2 separate regions of the Homo sapiens genome follow, and region 1 is linked to region 2. A link is an interaction called in ENCODE POLR2A ChIA-PET data of the cell type or tissue named here. Cell type or tissue: endothelial cell of umbilical vein. All regions are shown on one strand. Links, peaks and the distances in the headings refer to the core of each region. The heading gives the core; the rest is flanking DNA. Region 1 overlaps GOLPH3 (golgi phosphoprotein 3). Region 2 overlaps MTMR12 (myotubularin related protein 12).

What was found. ChIA-PET counts read pairs that join two places held together with the same protein. Peaks named below come from ENCODE experiments on the same cell type or tissue, not always from the same donor. Only the 100,000 strongest peaks of a DNase experiment are listed, where the experiment ranks them.
Region 1: POLR2A ChIA-PET joins it to region 2 with 10 read pairs; 2 of 35 experiments call an interaction of 5 or more read pairs at or near these places.

The regions. Positions count from the first base shown.
Region 1 is chr5:32,150,005-32,158,339 of GRCh38, forward strand. All of the region lies in intron 1 of GOLPH3 (golgi phosphoprotein 3), which reads right to left. Among named protein-coding and RNA genes, the nearest start is that of GOLPH3, 20 kb to the right of the region's middle. In endothelial cell of umbilical vein, for the core only: no CTCF peak of the experiment used is centred there; a DNase peak (open chromatin) is centred at 3,937; H3K27ac peaks cover 306 bases.
Region 2 is chr5:32,271,240-32,279,574 of GRCh38, forward strand. MTMR12 (myotubularin related protein 12) reads right to left here. Exons shown (of 16, transcript NM_001040446.3): 2 at 5,443-5,503; 3 at 2,741-2,883; 4 at 594-666. Among named protein-coding and RNA genes, the nearest start is that of MTMR12, 38 kb to the right of the region's middle. In endothelial cell of umbilical vein, for the core only: no CTCF peak of the experiment used is centred there; DNase peaks (open chromatin) are centred at 3,492, 4,012 and 5,332; H3K27ac peaks cover 5,409 bases.

The sequences.
Region 1 (8,335 bases), core at 286-8,285, 120 kb before region 2:
AAAACTGCATTTGCTGGTGATATTGTTGGATATTTAGAAAAACTCATAAGAGTAAATGGAAAAATTACTATAGATAGGAGTTTAGTAAAGTAGCCAGATTATATAAAATTAAACACCAGTTGTCATATACAAACAAAATACACATGTTAAAATACTAAAAAGTTAAAATATAATTGAAAAGACCTTTACAACAGCAACAAAAAGAACAAAAAATACCATGGCAAAACCTATATGAAAAGTTTAAAGTCTCTTGAAAGACTTAAAAATAGACTTGAATAATAGAAAGATATTTCATTCTTATATACAAAGTCTCAGCATTATTATTAGTTCTTCCTAAGTTAATAAATGTAATATCCCAATAAAAATAGCAACAGATTTTCCCTGGAGCTATACAAGTTACAAATAAAAGTTCCTAAAGAAAAAAAAAAAAAATAGCCAGGAAAACTTGGGGAGATAGCAACATATGTAGGGAACAGAAATGAAAGCTGTCCTACTAGATACTAAAATAGATTTAAAAGTCTCTAAAATTAAAATGATGTCACACTGGCACATGAATAGACAGACCAACAGAATAAATTCCAGAAACAAACCCAAGAACATACTGAAATCAAATACAGATTGAGTATCCCTTATCCAAAATGCTTGTGACTGGAAATGTTATGGAGTTAAGATTTTTTTTCACATTTTGGAATATTTGCATTATACCCAAATCCGAAAATCTGAAATCCAAAATGCTCCAATGAGCATTTTCTTTGATTCTCACGCTGGTGCTGAAAAAGTTTTAGATACTAGAGCATTTACAATTTCAGATTTTCGAAATTGGGATTCTCAATCTGTACACGATAAAAATGTCATCACAAATCAATGTAACATGGAAAGATGAACATTTTAAACAAACGTGTTGGGACAACCAGATAGTCATTAGGAAAAACATAATTGGATCAATTCCTTATTATACATCAATATAAATTCCAGATGGATCAGAGGCTGAAATGTAAAGTGAAATAACGTAAGTACTAGAAGACAAAATAAGAGTGAAAACCTTTATAATCTGGGAGTGAAAGAAAAAACTTCCCAGCTATTCTCAAAATCTAGGAGCAATAAAAGAGACTACCCATTTTTTTGGTAAAGTTTGCAGGGTAAAAATCATAGCAAAGTCACTTATATCACAGATAAATCTCTAGTATACAATTAGTTCCTAAAAATAAAGTTGCTTTTTTTTTTTTTTTTAATATTTTGAGGCCAGGCACAGTGGCTTACACCCGTAATCCCAGCACTTTGGGAGGCAAAGGCAGGGGGATCACCTAGGCCAGGAGTTTCAGACCAGCCTGGTAACACAGCGAGAGCTGTCTCTACAAAAAATGTTTTAAAATTAGCTGGGTGCGATAGCACATGCCTGTAGACCTAGCTACTCGGGAGGACTTGAGCCTGGGAGGTTGAGGCTGCAATGAGCTATAATTGCACTTACGCACTCTAACCGGGTGACAAAGCAAGATCCTGTCTCAAAAAAATATATATTTTGAAATATTCAATTTTTTAAAAGGTAACAGATGATGAAGTTCACAGAAGAAATGGAAACTGCTAAAACATACCAAAAGATGCTTTGTCATTCATAATAAAAATATACATTTAAAATACATGAGACCTTAACAGCAAAAAGAAACCCACCTAATTCAAAAAAAGGCAAAACATGTATATACAAACCATGAATTTGGATAAATATAGTATATGCATACAAGAAAACAGTATTCAGTCTTAAAAATTAAAATTCTGATACACAGATCTATGTAAAATTCTGATACATAGCTACAAAACATGGATGAACTCTGAAGACATTATGCTAAGTGAAATTAGCCAGTCATGAAAAGACAAAATACTCTATGGTTCCACATATATGGGGTACCTAGAATAGTCAAATTCATAGAGACAGTGGTTCCCAGGGACTGTGGAGAGAAGGAAATAGTAGCTATTGTTTAATGGATAGAGTTTCGGTATGAAATGATGGAGAAGTTCTGGAGAGGGATAGTGGTGATGACGGCACAGTGTGAATCTACTTAATGCCACTAAACTGTACCACTTAAAAATGTTTTAAATGGTACACTTGATGTTATGCATATTTTACCTTTTTTTTTTTCTTTTTGAGACAGAGTCTCACTCTGTTGCCCAGGCTGGAGTGCAGTGGCACAATCTCAGCTCATTGCAACCTCCACCTCCCAGGTTCAAGTAATTCTCCTGCCTCAGCCTCCCAAGTAGCTGGGACTACAGGCGTGCGCCACCATGCCCGGCTAATTATTCTATTTTTAGTACAGATGGGGTTTCACTACGTTGGCCAAGCTGGTCTCGAACTCCTGACCGCGTGATCCGCCCACCTCAGCCTCCCAAAGTGCTGGGATTACAGGTATGAGCCACCGCGCCTGCCCCCCCCAGCCTTTTTTTTTTTTTTTAAACTACATGAAATCATGCTTACCTATCAGACCGGCAAAAATCCAAAAGCTTGGCCGGGTGCAGTGGCTCACACCTGTAATCCCAGCACTTCGGGAGGCGAGGCGGGCGGATCACTTGAGGTCAGGAGTTCGAGACCAGCCTGGCCAACGTGGCAAAATGCTGTCTCTACTAAAAATACAAAAATTAGCTGGGCGTGGTTGCATGTGCCTGTAATCCCAGCTATTAAGGAGGCTGAGGCAGGAGAATCGCTTGAACTCAGGAAGCCAAGGTTGCAGTGAACCAGGATCACACCACTGCACTCCCACCTGGGCAAGAGAGTGAGACTCAGTCTCAAAAAAAAAACAAAAACAAAAACAAAAAAAAAACCCAAAAGCTTGACAGCATAGTTGGCAAAAATGAGGGAAACAGGCATTCTCATAACTATGATGGGAATGTCAAAATGACACCACTTTTACTGAGGGAAATTTGGGGATCTAGAAAAATCACACATAGATTTACCCTTTAACTTGACAATTCTACTTCTAAGGAATCCACTATGAAGAAACAGCCCCATAAATATGCAACAGTATATGCATATGGTTATTGTGATATTATCTGTAGGAGCAAAAGTTTGGAAACAACCCATAAATCCATCAATAAGGGACTGGATGAATATACAAAGATATATCTACCACATAATGGAATACTACAGAACCATAAAATATTTCTAAGTAATAGTGATAGAGAACAATCTTTAGAATATAACATGTAAAAAGCAAGGTGCACACAGTGTATGTAGTCCATTACCTTGTATATGAAGGAGAGGAGCAATGATATGAATATACGTATAGTTTTGCTAACAAAATATCAGAAAGATAAACTCTAACTTTTCAAGAACTACTAATGGGGGAAGGAAAGAATGAGGTAGAAGAAAGATGGAAATGAGACTTTTGAATATAACTTGCAATATAATTATATGCACTGAAAACAGAAAAAAAAAAAAAACTCCTGAAGAATGAAAACAACCGTATACTACTTAGTGATAGAGCCACAAAGAAAAGCTATTTTAACTTTAGAATACAGTATTTTGACTGCACATTCTTAATAAAAATACTACAAAGAAATTGTAAGCCAAACTCAAGTCAATTAGTAGTAATGTTGACATTTTTATTTTGAAACTGTTTTAATACAAGCGGTAAGCCAATGCAAATATTTGAAGAACCAAAATTTTCAGTAAGAAAAAAGATAAATATAAAACCCAGTAAGTTAAATAAAAATCTATAATGTTAAACTTGAACCAAAAACCACGTAAACAGATTTTTTTTCCTCTAAAATGTTTGCTAGCTCTGTCCCTTGAGGAAAATATATCCTATCTCTGTATACGAAAGAGTCCTACAAGCAGTAACAACTCAGTAACACTGAGTACACCCAGTGTACTCACACCAGAGTGTGGTCCATTCCCCACCAGATGGAAAACAGGATTCCTTGAAGGAATGACTGATTATAAGTCTGAAACAGGAAATGTACGAGTTGAGTCCAGGACATTGTGTTGGCCTTGCCAAAAAGCAAGAAATTATCAAAGGTTAATAACCTGTATCACAAAGAACACTGAAACCAACTTAGAAAATAACTCCCATAGGCTAAAAGTGAGACAATTTAAACATCAAGAAGAGTAATTAATATAAGTGAATGAAACACAATGAATATATATAAAACCGCAAGTCATAATTTTAAAAAAGAAAAGAGCCCATACCTCACTAGATACCACTGGAAGTAGCTAAGGCACAAACTCCTAACCCAAAACTTAGTAATTAAAATGAAATTAAGTGTTTATCCTGCCTTTTAAGTGCATAAAATGCACAGGATTATAAAGGAAACCAAATCAGTCATCAAAATATTAAAAATGAATTTGTGATATATGTGCTTTATTAGCAGATTAAACAAGTTCTAGTGGCAGATCTAATAACTATTATAATTCCAATGTAGTAGTGAGCAAAGACAGTATTCTGAGATATCTGCAATAACTGTGATGTGATATGAAAGTATCTCTGGTCTCTCTAGTGGTGACAAACTCACAGATACTATTAATACTTCTTTGGCTTGTGGCCTACAATTATAGTTGATGTAGATGTTAACTTTCAGGTATAGGTCACTAAAAATAAATTAATTTTTCCCCTCTCAAATGTTTCCTGAATTCTACAGTGACCCCAAGCTAAGAATCCCTAAATTAGATGAAAAGTAGGGGAAATTTCCAACAGGCAGATAGGTCTGTCACCAAATGAACTCACTGGTCTTCAAATTCTAAAACCAGACACTGGATGACTCCTGATGCAATGAACATGAAAACACATAGGATTATCTAAGAAGTCATCTTGGCTGGGTGCAGTGGCTCACACCTGTAATCCCAGTACTTTGGGAGGCCAAGGCGGGCAGATCACGAGGTCAGGAGTTCGAGACCAGCCTGGCCAACAGGGTGAAACCCTGTCACTACTAAAAATACAAAAATTAGCCAGGCGTGGTGGCATGCGCCTGTAATCCCAGCTACTTGGTAGGCCAAGACAGAAGAATCACTTGAACCCAAGAGACAAAGGTTGCAGTGGACAGAGGTTACAGTGACCCAAGATCGCACCACTGCAATCCCGCCTGGGCGACAGAGCAAGACTCTGTCTCAAAAAAAAAAAAAAATTAACGTTCTAAAATGTATTATGGTGATGGATACACAACTCTAAATACACTAAAAGTCACTGCATTGTTACCTTTTACTTTGTTTTTTTAAAGACAGGGTTTCATTCTGTCACCCAGGCTAGAGTGCAGTGGCTTGATCATAGCTCACTGCAACCTTGAACTGCTGGGCTGAAATGATCTGCCCACCTCAGCCTCCTGAGTAGCTGAGACTATAAGCAGGCACCAGCACACTCGGCTTTTTATTTTTATTTTTTTAGCAATGGGATCTCACTACGTTGTCCAGGCTAGTCTCAAATTCCTGGCTTTAAGCAATCCTCCTGCCTTGGTCTCCTCCAAAGTGCTAGGATTACAGGCATGTAATCCTGGATTGTACTGTTTAAATAAGTGAATTGTCAATTAAATCTCAATAAAGCTGTTACCAAAAAAACTAAGCCAAAAACTCCCCTTAAGCATTTCAAATGACTAAAGAAAGCCCTCAGCTTTCTGATTTTTTTAATTAGCAAAAGAGTAAGGCTATAGACTACATGTTTGTGTCCCCCCAAAACTCTCATGTTAAGATTCTAGCCGGAAGCGGTGGCTCATGCCTATAATCTCAGCACTTTGGGAGGCCGAGGCAGGCAGATCACCTGAGGTCGGGAGTTTGAGACCAGCCTGACCAACATGGAGAAACCCTGTCTCTACTAAAAATATAAAATTAGTGGGGCATGGTGGCGCATGCCTGTAATCCCAGCTACTTGGGAGGCTGAGGCAGGAGAACTGCTTGAACCCAGGAGGCGGAGGTTGCCGTGAACCAACATTGAGCCACTGCACTCCAGCCGGGCAACAAGAGTGAAACACTGTCTCAAAAAAAAAAAAAAAAAAAAAAAAAAAAAAAAAAAAAAGATTCTAACCCCCAACAGGGTCTCTGGAAGGTCATTAAGTCATGAAGGCAGAAGCCTCATGAATGCAATTAGTGCCCTTATAAAAGAGGCCCCAGAGAGTCCCTATGCCCTTCTGCCATGTGAGGATGCAATGAGAAGACAACCAGGAAGCAGGCCCTCACCAATTTCTTGTTCTTGAACTTCCCAGACTCCAGAACTGTGAGAAATAAATTCCTGTTGTTAGCTGGGCACAGTAGCTCATGCCTGTAATCCCAGCACTTTGGGAGGCTGAGGTGGGCGGATCGCCTGAGGTCAGGAGTTTGAGACTAGCCTGGTGGTCTCAGCCATGATAAAACCCTGTCTCTAGTAAAAATAGAAAATGAGCCAGGTATGGTAGTGTGCACCTGTAATCCCAGCTACTTGGGAGGCTGAGGCAAGAGAATCACTTGAACCTGGGAGGCAGCGGTTGCAGTGAATGGAGACTGCGCCACTGCACTCCAGCCTGGGTGACAGAGCGAGATTCTGTCTCAAAAAAAAAAAAAATCTGTTGTTTATAAGTCACACTGTCTATTGTGGTAGTCCCAACCTTTTTGGTGCCAGGGACTGGTTTCAGGAAAGACAATTTTTTCCACGGACTGGAGCGGCGGGGGGGATGGTTTTGGGATGAGCCTGTTCCACCTCAGATCCTATCGGGCATTAGTTAAAATTCTCATAAGGATCGCCTACCTTAGATCCCTCATCACATGCGCAGCTCATAACAGGGTTCATACTCCTATGAGAATCTAATGGCTGCTGCTGATCTGACAGGAGGCGGAGCTCAGGCAGTAATGCTCGCTTGCCCGCCCCTCACCTCCTGCTGTGCAACCTAGTTCCTAACAGGCCACAGACCAGTACCGGTCCATAGCCCGGAGATTAGAGATCCTTGGTCTATGGTATTTTACAGCAGCCCAAATAAACTAAGACAGATAACAAAACCAGTAAAGTAACTAAATAATGATTGGATTTGGGTGCCATCCACATGTGTAAGTTACTGGTAGTAATCAAGTTATGATTACGTTTTAAAAGTTCCCTTTTAAGCAATTTGTAACACAGAATGTATTTTTTCACAGAAGTAACAGCCAGGGCCCTCAGGGCCTCTATTCTCATGGTCTTCACTCAAAACCAGGGATCTTATCTGCCACTCCCTGGGAACTTGGACATCAGCATCCTTAAACCCACAACCTTTTGATGAGAACCAAATCCAACTCGGAAATTCAATCCACAAGTAACTTTTCATCATCCTTATGGGGATTCCAATCCTCAGCCTTCCTCCCTTTTTCCCACCAGTCTCCTCCGTTCTTTCCCTCATCCCCACCCAGCACAATAAGTTACTGTGCACATACCATGTGCAAAGCACTGTTCTGAGTACTAAGTACTGTGGGAGCTCATTTCAACCTTCGCAACAACCTTCTGAACTAAGTGCTATTATTATCAATCCCAATTCAAAGATGGGCAAACAACGCCAGAGTACACTACCTTCAACTACACCCTTACTAGTTTCCTAAACACATCCATTGTTTCCCACTGCATTCAACTAGCAAAACTCCAGCCCCGGATCAATCCAACTGTCACTTTTTCCATATCTGTACCTGTGTTTCTGAACTGCTGATGTAAAAAAATATTGAAATCTCAGTATATAAATGTACTGTCTCCAACTTAAACTAAACCTTTAATGATACTGGGGTTGGGCATAGTGGCTCACGCCTCTAATCCCAGCACTTTGGGAGGCTAAGGCGGGTGGATCACTTAAGGTCAGCAGATTTGAGACCAGCCTGACCAATATAGTGAAACCCCATCGCTACTAAAAATACAAAATTAGCCGGGCATGGTGGTGCATGCCTGTAATCCCAGCTACTTGGGAGGCTAAGGCAGAAGAATCGCTTGAACCCAGGAGGAGGAGGTTGCAGTGAGCCGAGATCACGCCATTGTACTCCAGCCTGGGTAACAAGAGCTAAACTCTGTCTCAAAATAAATAAATAAATAAATAAATAAATAAATAAATAAATAAAATACACACACACACACACACACACACACACACACACACACTGGGCAAAATCAGCTTTAAACTCTGTCTCAAAATAAATAAATAAATAAATAAATAAATAAATAAATAAAATACACACACACACACACACACACACACACACACACACACACACGGCAAAATCAGTTTCCCTACTCAGAGCTCTTACCACTCTCCATATCAGATATTTCAAAACCCCATTCTCCCCAAACCTCTAAAGCTCAGCTCATTTTCAGCAGATTACTTCACAAAAACAAACCAACTCAATAAACTCAATTTCATACATACCCACTCTTTTGTC
Region 2 (8,335 bases), core at 193-8,192:
AGCTTATAAAAGATGAAAGGGAAATGACTAGAGACATGCTTTCATGACAGTCAACTCCTGGGTTTACAGCTAGGACCCCTGCTGAGACCCCCTACTGTCCCAGAATGTGGACCCACTCAGCACCTAGTAGTCTGGAGAACATCATAAATGATCACTGAATGATTTCTGAAGATGCCCCGAATACAAAAACATTCGGAAGTGGAACAGAGAGAGGCTTGGCAGGAGAGGCTTGTTTAGTCAGCAGAAAAGACATCTTAATGCAATACAACAGACCTTTTTATCAGAGCAGCCTATAAAGTAAAACCTACACAGCTAACTCTGATATCAAAAAGTCTGATCAACATCTAGCATATAATGGTGTCGTGTGAAGTATTAAAAAGAACAGGTTCCAAGTTCAGGTCCAAACTCCTCTAGCTAAGTGACCTTATATAAACCACTTTACATCTCAATTTTAGCATCTATAAAACAGATTTAAACAAGATGATATATGTGAAAAAATTTTTAAAAATTATAAATGGTCATAAAAATATTATTATCATTATCACCTATACTCTCAAAGGTTGCCAACACCCCAGGGAAAAACAGATACTTACCTCCATAAATCTGATCAACACAGTGGAGTGTAATGTCATTTTCTCCTATAACCTTATTCTTAAATTGAGTTTCCTAGAAGATTCAAAAGGAAACAACTGTGACTCCTCTGCATACTGTTAGACATTTATAGGCAGAGTAAATCACCATTCTCTACTTGGATATTAAGAAAAATGGGGGGCCGGGTGCAGTGGCTCACACCTGTAATCCCAGCACTTTGGGAGGCCGACGCGGGCGGATCACGAGGTCAGGAGATCGAGACCATCTTGCCTAACACGGTGAAACCCCATCTCTACTAAAAATACAAAAAATTAGCCAGGCTTGGTGGTGGGCGCCTGTAGTCCCAGCTACTCGGGAGGCTGAGGCAGGAGAATGGCGTGAAACCAGGAGGTGGAGCTTGCAGCCAGCCGAGATCGCACCACTGCACTTCAGCCTGGGTGACAGAACGAGACTCTGTCTCAAAAATAAATAAATAAATAAATAAAAATAAATGGGGAAATGCAGCGACATTCCTAAAAAAGGGACGATGAAGTATGTGAGAAAAGCTCCTGAGATTCATTCTGAGACAGGGTTTAGTTCTGTCACTCAGGCTAGGCTGGAGTGCAGTGGGGCAATCTTGGCTCACTGCAACCTCCACCTCTCAGGCTCAAGCTAACTTTGCACCTCAGCCTCCTGAGTAGCTGGGACTACAGGCACACTCCACCACTCCTAGCTAATTTTTGTGTTTTTTTAGAGACATGATTTCCACATGTTGCCCAGGCTGGTTTTGAACTCCTGAGCTCAAGCAATCCACCTGCCTCAGCCTCCCAAAGTGCTGAGATTACAGGTAAGAGCCACCGCGCGTGGTCCAGAACATGCCATTTCTGGGCCCCTCCTAGGCAAACCCACCATGCCACACACAATCACTTTGAGAAGTGTGGGGAAGTTATGTACAGGTTAACATTTCTCCACACAAATGTGAACAGGGGATTGACAGAGCTACCTGAAGTCAGCTTCAGGAAGAACAAGAGATTCAAGTTTCTGGTGAATGCTCTCTTTGTACAGGACTATGAACCAAGCCCAAGGCCAGATGGAAGAGGCAGTACTGGTGCTGCTGTTTAAAAAACAAGGGTGATCTGGGACAGTTGGCACATTGGGGCCAGGATGTGCCTTGGTTGGGTTTCCACTAACATATGGTGCTCTCCTAGTGGTATGGGCAGTTCTCTCCTTACCTGATTGCTCATTCTTCATGAATAGGAACAAATTTCACAAGGCTACTGCTACTAGGTTCAGATTAAACATAAGGTGAGCCGGGTGAGGCGGCTCATGTCTGTAATCCCAGCACTTTGAGAGGCCAAAGCGGGTGGATTTCTTGAGCTCAGAACTTCGAGACCAGCATGGGCAACATGGCAAAACCCTGCCTCTACCAAAAATAACAAAATTAGCCAGGCGTGAATGTCACACGCCTATGGTCCTAGCTACTCAGGAGGCTGAGGTGGGAGGATTACTGGAGCCACGACTACGCCACAGCACTCCAACCTGAATGACAGAGTGAGACTCTGTCTCAAAAACAATTAAAAATAAAAAACAAAACAAAAACAGAGTGAACCCAAATTCAAAGGCTGCATTCACCATCGGTTTCATTACTGAACTCAGTTCCTGGGTTTAAGGAAGAGCTTAGTATAGAGAAAACGTGGGGAACTAGTATATTTGGAAGATGTTATTCCAGTGAGTGATATATATTGCACTGAAATACAGAAGAAAATTGAAAGTTGACACATGAGGTCAAAAGTAAGCCAGTATGACATGAGGCACGGGTGAGAAATTTCTTAACGGTCCTGCCACGGAAAGGAGACCCTGAACGACAGAGAGCAGGCCAGTGATGAGAAGGACTCCGTCCTTTGTGTGTATTTATGTGGGATGGTGGGGAGGGTGGGGATGATGGGAAGTGGAGTAACTGAGTAGCTGGGGGAAAAAAGACAACAGAGCTATTTTACAACTGTGCTATTCCCCCCAAACTTCACCAAATGCAGTTCATACATTCAGGATTTCTGTCCTTTGTGTTTATGTGTGTTAGGGGGTAGAGTAACTGAGAAGCTGGGAAAAAAAGACAACGGAACCACAACCACACTGTTGCCCACAAACTCTGCCAAATGCAGCCCATACATACATCATTATCCAATGCAGATTCATCATCACCCAAGAAGGCAATCTTGAAGTCTGTGCAGACAAGCCTCCCATAGACCCCATGCTGACAGGAATCTTCCTGGACATACTTCAGTACTGTGCTGGCTTCACAAAGCAGCTGTTCACCTGGTAGAAACCAAAACAGGTCCTCCTTAGAGTTCTCAGGGAACATACGATATGCAAACACTAAAGGCTTTCCAGCCCTATTTACATAAGGACAAACATACAATACAACACAGGGCTTTAGAACTTTACACTTTTCAGCATGGCAGGAGCTGCAAAAACATAAGAGAGAAGATGCGGCAGAGTGGAAACCACCAAGAAGTGAAATTGAAATGGCTCAGATACACCTCTGTGCAGGACATTTCTCTATCTTCTCACTGGGAATAATGGAAATTTCCAAATAGGTACTAATGATCTGAGCTGCACTTTCACGCAGAAATCTTAGTGTTTTCATTACTTTGACCCAAGCAGATGTTCCATAGAAGCAATACCCTAAGTGAACACAGATGGGCTTGCCCCAGTCTGCCCTAAAAAAACGCAGATCCCAAGCCCACTTTCCTGTGAGAGGGGGCAGCTTCTAATACTGGAAGTGCTGAGAGAGAGTGACAGTGCCTCCCTGGCCATGGGACTTCCAGGCAGCTTCCATAGATCCAGGAGGTGTTGCCGCCTTCCACAGCATGACCACCCTCGTTCTGGCTCCACGCTGGGAAAACAGAGGTCAGAGGTTTGTGGGGAAAAAACGTGTTTCCTCTCTTTCTTAGTTAAGCGTATTTCCTTTCAATGCGTCACCTCTCCTCCTCCATCTGCAGCACCCAGCCGACGTGAGAAGCTGCAGCCCCTGGAGACAGAAAGTATCCCTCCTTGCAGTCAAAAAGATGAGGATTAGGGAATAGGTCAGTATTCTCTGCCATCTGGAAGCAGAGGAGCTCACGGGGGCAGGCAAAAGAGAAGACTATGGGGGAAATGAAAAACTAAGTATAAATGTTTTGCAACAACAACAAAAAAAACCCAAAGGATTTTTCTTCTCATGCAACAGATAACCATCTTCTCCTTGGAATCTCCCACTTGATAGCTCCTTCAAGGTCTTTAAATTTACTTTTTGGCTCAAAATTTATTTAGTCTACCTTCAATATGAAAACGAACAGTTTCAGACACTCAGAAGGGACAAATATTATGGTGCTGTTCTCTCATCTTTCAAGGGGTTAATTACCTCTGGCTGAAACACTAAGGAAATACCGGAAGATGGCTCAGTCACTAGGTCAGCCTCTCAAGAGATCACAGTTTGAAGGAAATAATGAAGACAGGGCCTCATTAGGGTTTAAAATAGTCCCAGAAAAAGTGTCTCTGCCAAGTCCATGGGGGAAGACATGTAAGCAAGGCTTCCTGTGCTTTCACCTCCCAATACTTTTAATGGTGAAATACTTTTAATGGTGAGGCTCTCCCCAAGACCAGGCCAGCCCCGTCCCATGCTCATGTACTAGCGACCAGAAATTAGCATGCACTAGCTAATACAACATTCCTGGTGAGGCCCTCTGCAAACATGGCATGTTGTGCCATAATCAGCTGGTTTATACCAGATCACAGAGTCTAGAAGCACAAGAGTTGGGAGCTAGAAATGATCTTTGTCTAGTTTGTGAAACTAGGCTCAGAGAAGTTAACTGTGAACTCACCGCTGCACACCCACACCTAGATGAGACTGTGAAGTAATTCAGGAGGGGGGAGAATATGCATAATGCTAAGCTAAAAATAAAATTTCTGAATCTATAACACCAAGAAGAGAAAAACAAGAGGAGATAAGGTTTAAGTCATCACTATAGAAAAAAAGCCTTTGACATTTAAAAACATCAAAAAAAGTTATAGAATTCTTTTACCAAATAACGTGGATCAGTCAGAAACTTGCACAGATTTATATCCCCTCAATAAACTGGAATAAAATAAAAAGCAACAGAATAAAGCCTGTATTGTTTTGGGGAAATGTACCTTAAAGAACTTATTTTAAAAAAGCTATTTTGAATTAAGAAAAAGAAAGTAGAAAAAGAATTAAATACATGGATCACAGAATATCCCATATATGGAGAGGATACACCACCAAGTAGTTACTACTCCTGAACATGGAAATGACTAAAACTTAACTTAAGCTAAAGTCACTGTCCTCTACCTCAAAAATATTTAACCAATCCAGGCTCCTTCGCAATGACTGCAGGGCGAAGTGCTGGCAGCCCCAAGGCTGGTAAACCCCAGCATCCCCAGTACACGTGCTCACATGCACAAGTGGGTATGGACTGAGAGGTAAAGCCACCCACCAATGGTTGCCTTGGGAGGCCATAGCAGTTGAATTGTTTTCCTCAATTCCCTACAGATTGGGGATCAGCATACTGGAAGAGGCCATTAGAATGGCCTGAAAAAGTCCTCATTTGCTTGTGAAAGCAGTGAGAACATTCCAGGTTTATTTTCATCAGTTTGGGGGAAGAGGAAACAAGAAAAATTCTTTGCAGATGTTGTAATACTCAGACCCAGGTGTGTAGTTATTGAACTACAAACCTTGATATGTTTTTTCAATTCATTACTGTTATATGTGAGAAGATGAAAACAAAGGAGTTTAAATATAGCAAGGCTAGGGATGATGTAATTTATCATTGGCTTTGCCTTGCATAGGAGTTACTATGCTAACATGACAGTTACCTGGCAACAAGTGAAGAGTTACTTCCTTCTCTGTTACTTCCTTTTCGTTTGTGTGAATTTCCTAAAAGAGAAGAGCAAAGGATATTTTTCTTTGTTTAAGGGTTTAAAATGAATAACATTAAGCCATGCTTTCAGAATACACACTAAAATATCACATACCCTCAGGAGCTTTTCGTTTATGTTACAAGCTACTTTTTTTTTTTTTTTTTTTTTTTTTTTTTTTGAGATGGAGTCTCACTCTGTTGCCAGGCTGGAGTGCAGTGGCACGATCTCAGCTCACTGCAACCTCTGCCTCCCAGGTTCAAGTGATTCTCCTGTCTCAGCCTCCCAAGTAGCTGGGACTACAGGCGTGTGCCACCACGCCCAGCTAATTGTTTGTATTTTTAGTAGAGATGGGGTTTCACCTTGTTGGTCAGGATAGTCTTGATCTCTTGACCTTGTGATCTGCCCGCGTCAGCCTCCCAAAGTGCTGGGATTACAGGCGTGAGCCACCATGCCTGGCCCAAGCTAGATACTTTTTAAAAACAGGAAGTGTTCTAACTAAAGGAAGACAGAAAACTCCAAGTTATGGATATTTAATGTATTAAACTAATTATTTAGGACTGATAACTAGTAGCTGTCCCAAGTAGAGGGGGTGAGGTGGGCACTCCTTATCTCTCCTTATCTAAGGAACAACTTGAAGTGTCACATAGCAAAGCAAGGCTGCTCAAACACAGAATCTGAAATAAAAGAGATGGCCCAGCGTGGTGGCTCACACCTGTAATTCCAGCACTTTGGGTGGCCGAGATGGGCAGATAACTTGAGGTCAGGAGTTCGAAACCAGCCTGGCCAACATGGCAAAACCCCGTCTCTACTAAAAATACAAAAATTAGCCAGGCATGGTAGTGAGTGCCTGTAATCCCAGCTACTTGGGAGGCTAGGGCAGGAGAAACACTTTAATTCGGGAGGCAGAGGCTGCAGTGAGCCGAGATTATGCCACTGCACTCCAGCCTGGGTAACAGTGGGACTCTGTCTCAAAAAAAAAAGAAAAAGAAAGAAAGAAAAGAGACAACACGCCACAGCATGATCCCCTCTCCTTCCAGTGAGGATCAAGGGTTGAAAGCAAAAGATGATGTGTTCTTGAAAGAATATGGACACATAAATAAGGCCCAAAGGTAAGAATAGGAAAACATGAATGTATCAAGTCAGTATTGATCCAGCTAATCTACAGCACACCAGGGCTCAGTAAAGAGAGCTGGGACATTCTTTGTCCATTCAAAGTTACCTAAAACCACAAGACAGTGCCAAGGGATACAGTCATTTCTAACAGAGAATCAAGGCCAGTTTCTGGGTCACTGCTTCTCAGTAAAAATATATTCAAATGCCTCTACTTGGGGCTCAGTATTTATGGGATATTCAAAGATAATTAATTACAAACATGAATGAATGAATAGACCAAAGCAATGATCATATATGGCTGTTAACATAACAAAGAGAGGCACCATGGGCCTCCTAATAAAGTGTGCCACACCATCCAGGAAGTGTTCTTGCCAAAATATCTAACCTCAGTCTCCTTGAACTTCCACAGCAATCAGCCAATGTATCAGAAACACTGGGACAGAGAAACATGTCAAATAATACAGTGGGGATATAATCAGTCAAATTCTGACTGTGAAAAATTCTACAAGACACAACCAGTTTTGTCAACAAATAAAATCAGATTTTTTTTTTTCTTTGGTAGAAGGCCCTGGGTGGGAAATTTTCTGAATTTGTTAATTCAGACTGAAATATGGCATTAGAAGAAACTTGGGTACAGCCTATCTTGAGGCTGAAGAAGAATGTTAGGGCTTTTCCTGAGAACTCATTTTTGAGCATGGTATAAATTGGAGGTGACTAAGATGCCAGTAAACCAAGTCCCTCTGAGGCAGTGTGGTCAGATCACGTGGGAAGCTTGTTATCTAAACACTCTCTGGCACCCATAAGCCTGCGGACTTATAGTGCAGGGATGCAGGCTGGCTCTCTGATTTTGTAAAAAGCTCCCCAGATGATTCTGATGTACTGGTCTGGGGCTTAAGCAAGAGGAACTATTCCTGCATGTTAAAAGCTACGACTGTTTTGGTAATTTAAAAATTCTTGGCCAGGTGTGGTGGCTCACGCCTGTAATCCCAGCACTTTGGGAGGCCGAGGTGGACGGATCACCTGAGGTCAGGAGTTCCAGACCAGCCTGACCAACATGGAGAAACCCCGTCTCTACTAAAAATACAAAATTAGCCGGGGTGTTGGTGCATGCCTGTAATCCCAGCTACTCGGGAGGCTGAGGCAGGAGAATCACTTGAACCCGAGAGGCAGAGGTTGCAGTGAGCCGAGATTGTGCCTTTGCACTCCGGCCTGGGCAACAAGAGCGAAACTCTGTCTCAAAAAAAAAAAAAAAAAAAAAAAAAAAAAAAAAAAAAAAGTAAGTTATGGCTGGGCACAGCAACTCACACCTACAATCCCAACACTTTGGGAGGCCGAGGTGGGAGGACTGCTTGAGCCCAGGAATTTGAGACGGGCTTAGGAAACAGAGTGAGACTCATCTCTACAAAACAAACAAACAAAAAAATTAAAAAATCATCCAGGTATGGTAGTACACACCTGAAGTCCCAGGTACCTGGGAGGCTGAGGTGAAAAGATCACTTGAGGCCAGGAGGTCAAGGCTGCAGTGAGCCATGACTGCACCACTGCATTCCAGCCTGAGAAACAGAGCAAAACCGTGTCTCAAAAAAAAAAGTTACTAACCAAGGATCTGCAAGCTCCATTGAACTCAGAGCCTACATTCTTCGCTGCTATGTACCAATTCTAACAAACATGGTCTCCAGTTTCCCATTGCAAAAGAGAAAATCAATGTAGCATCCATTGCTTGTAAAGGAAACTC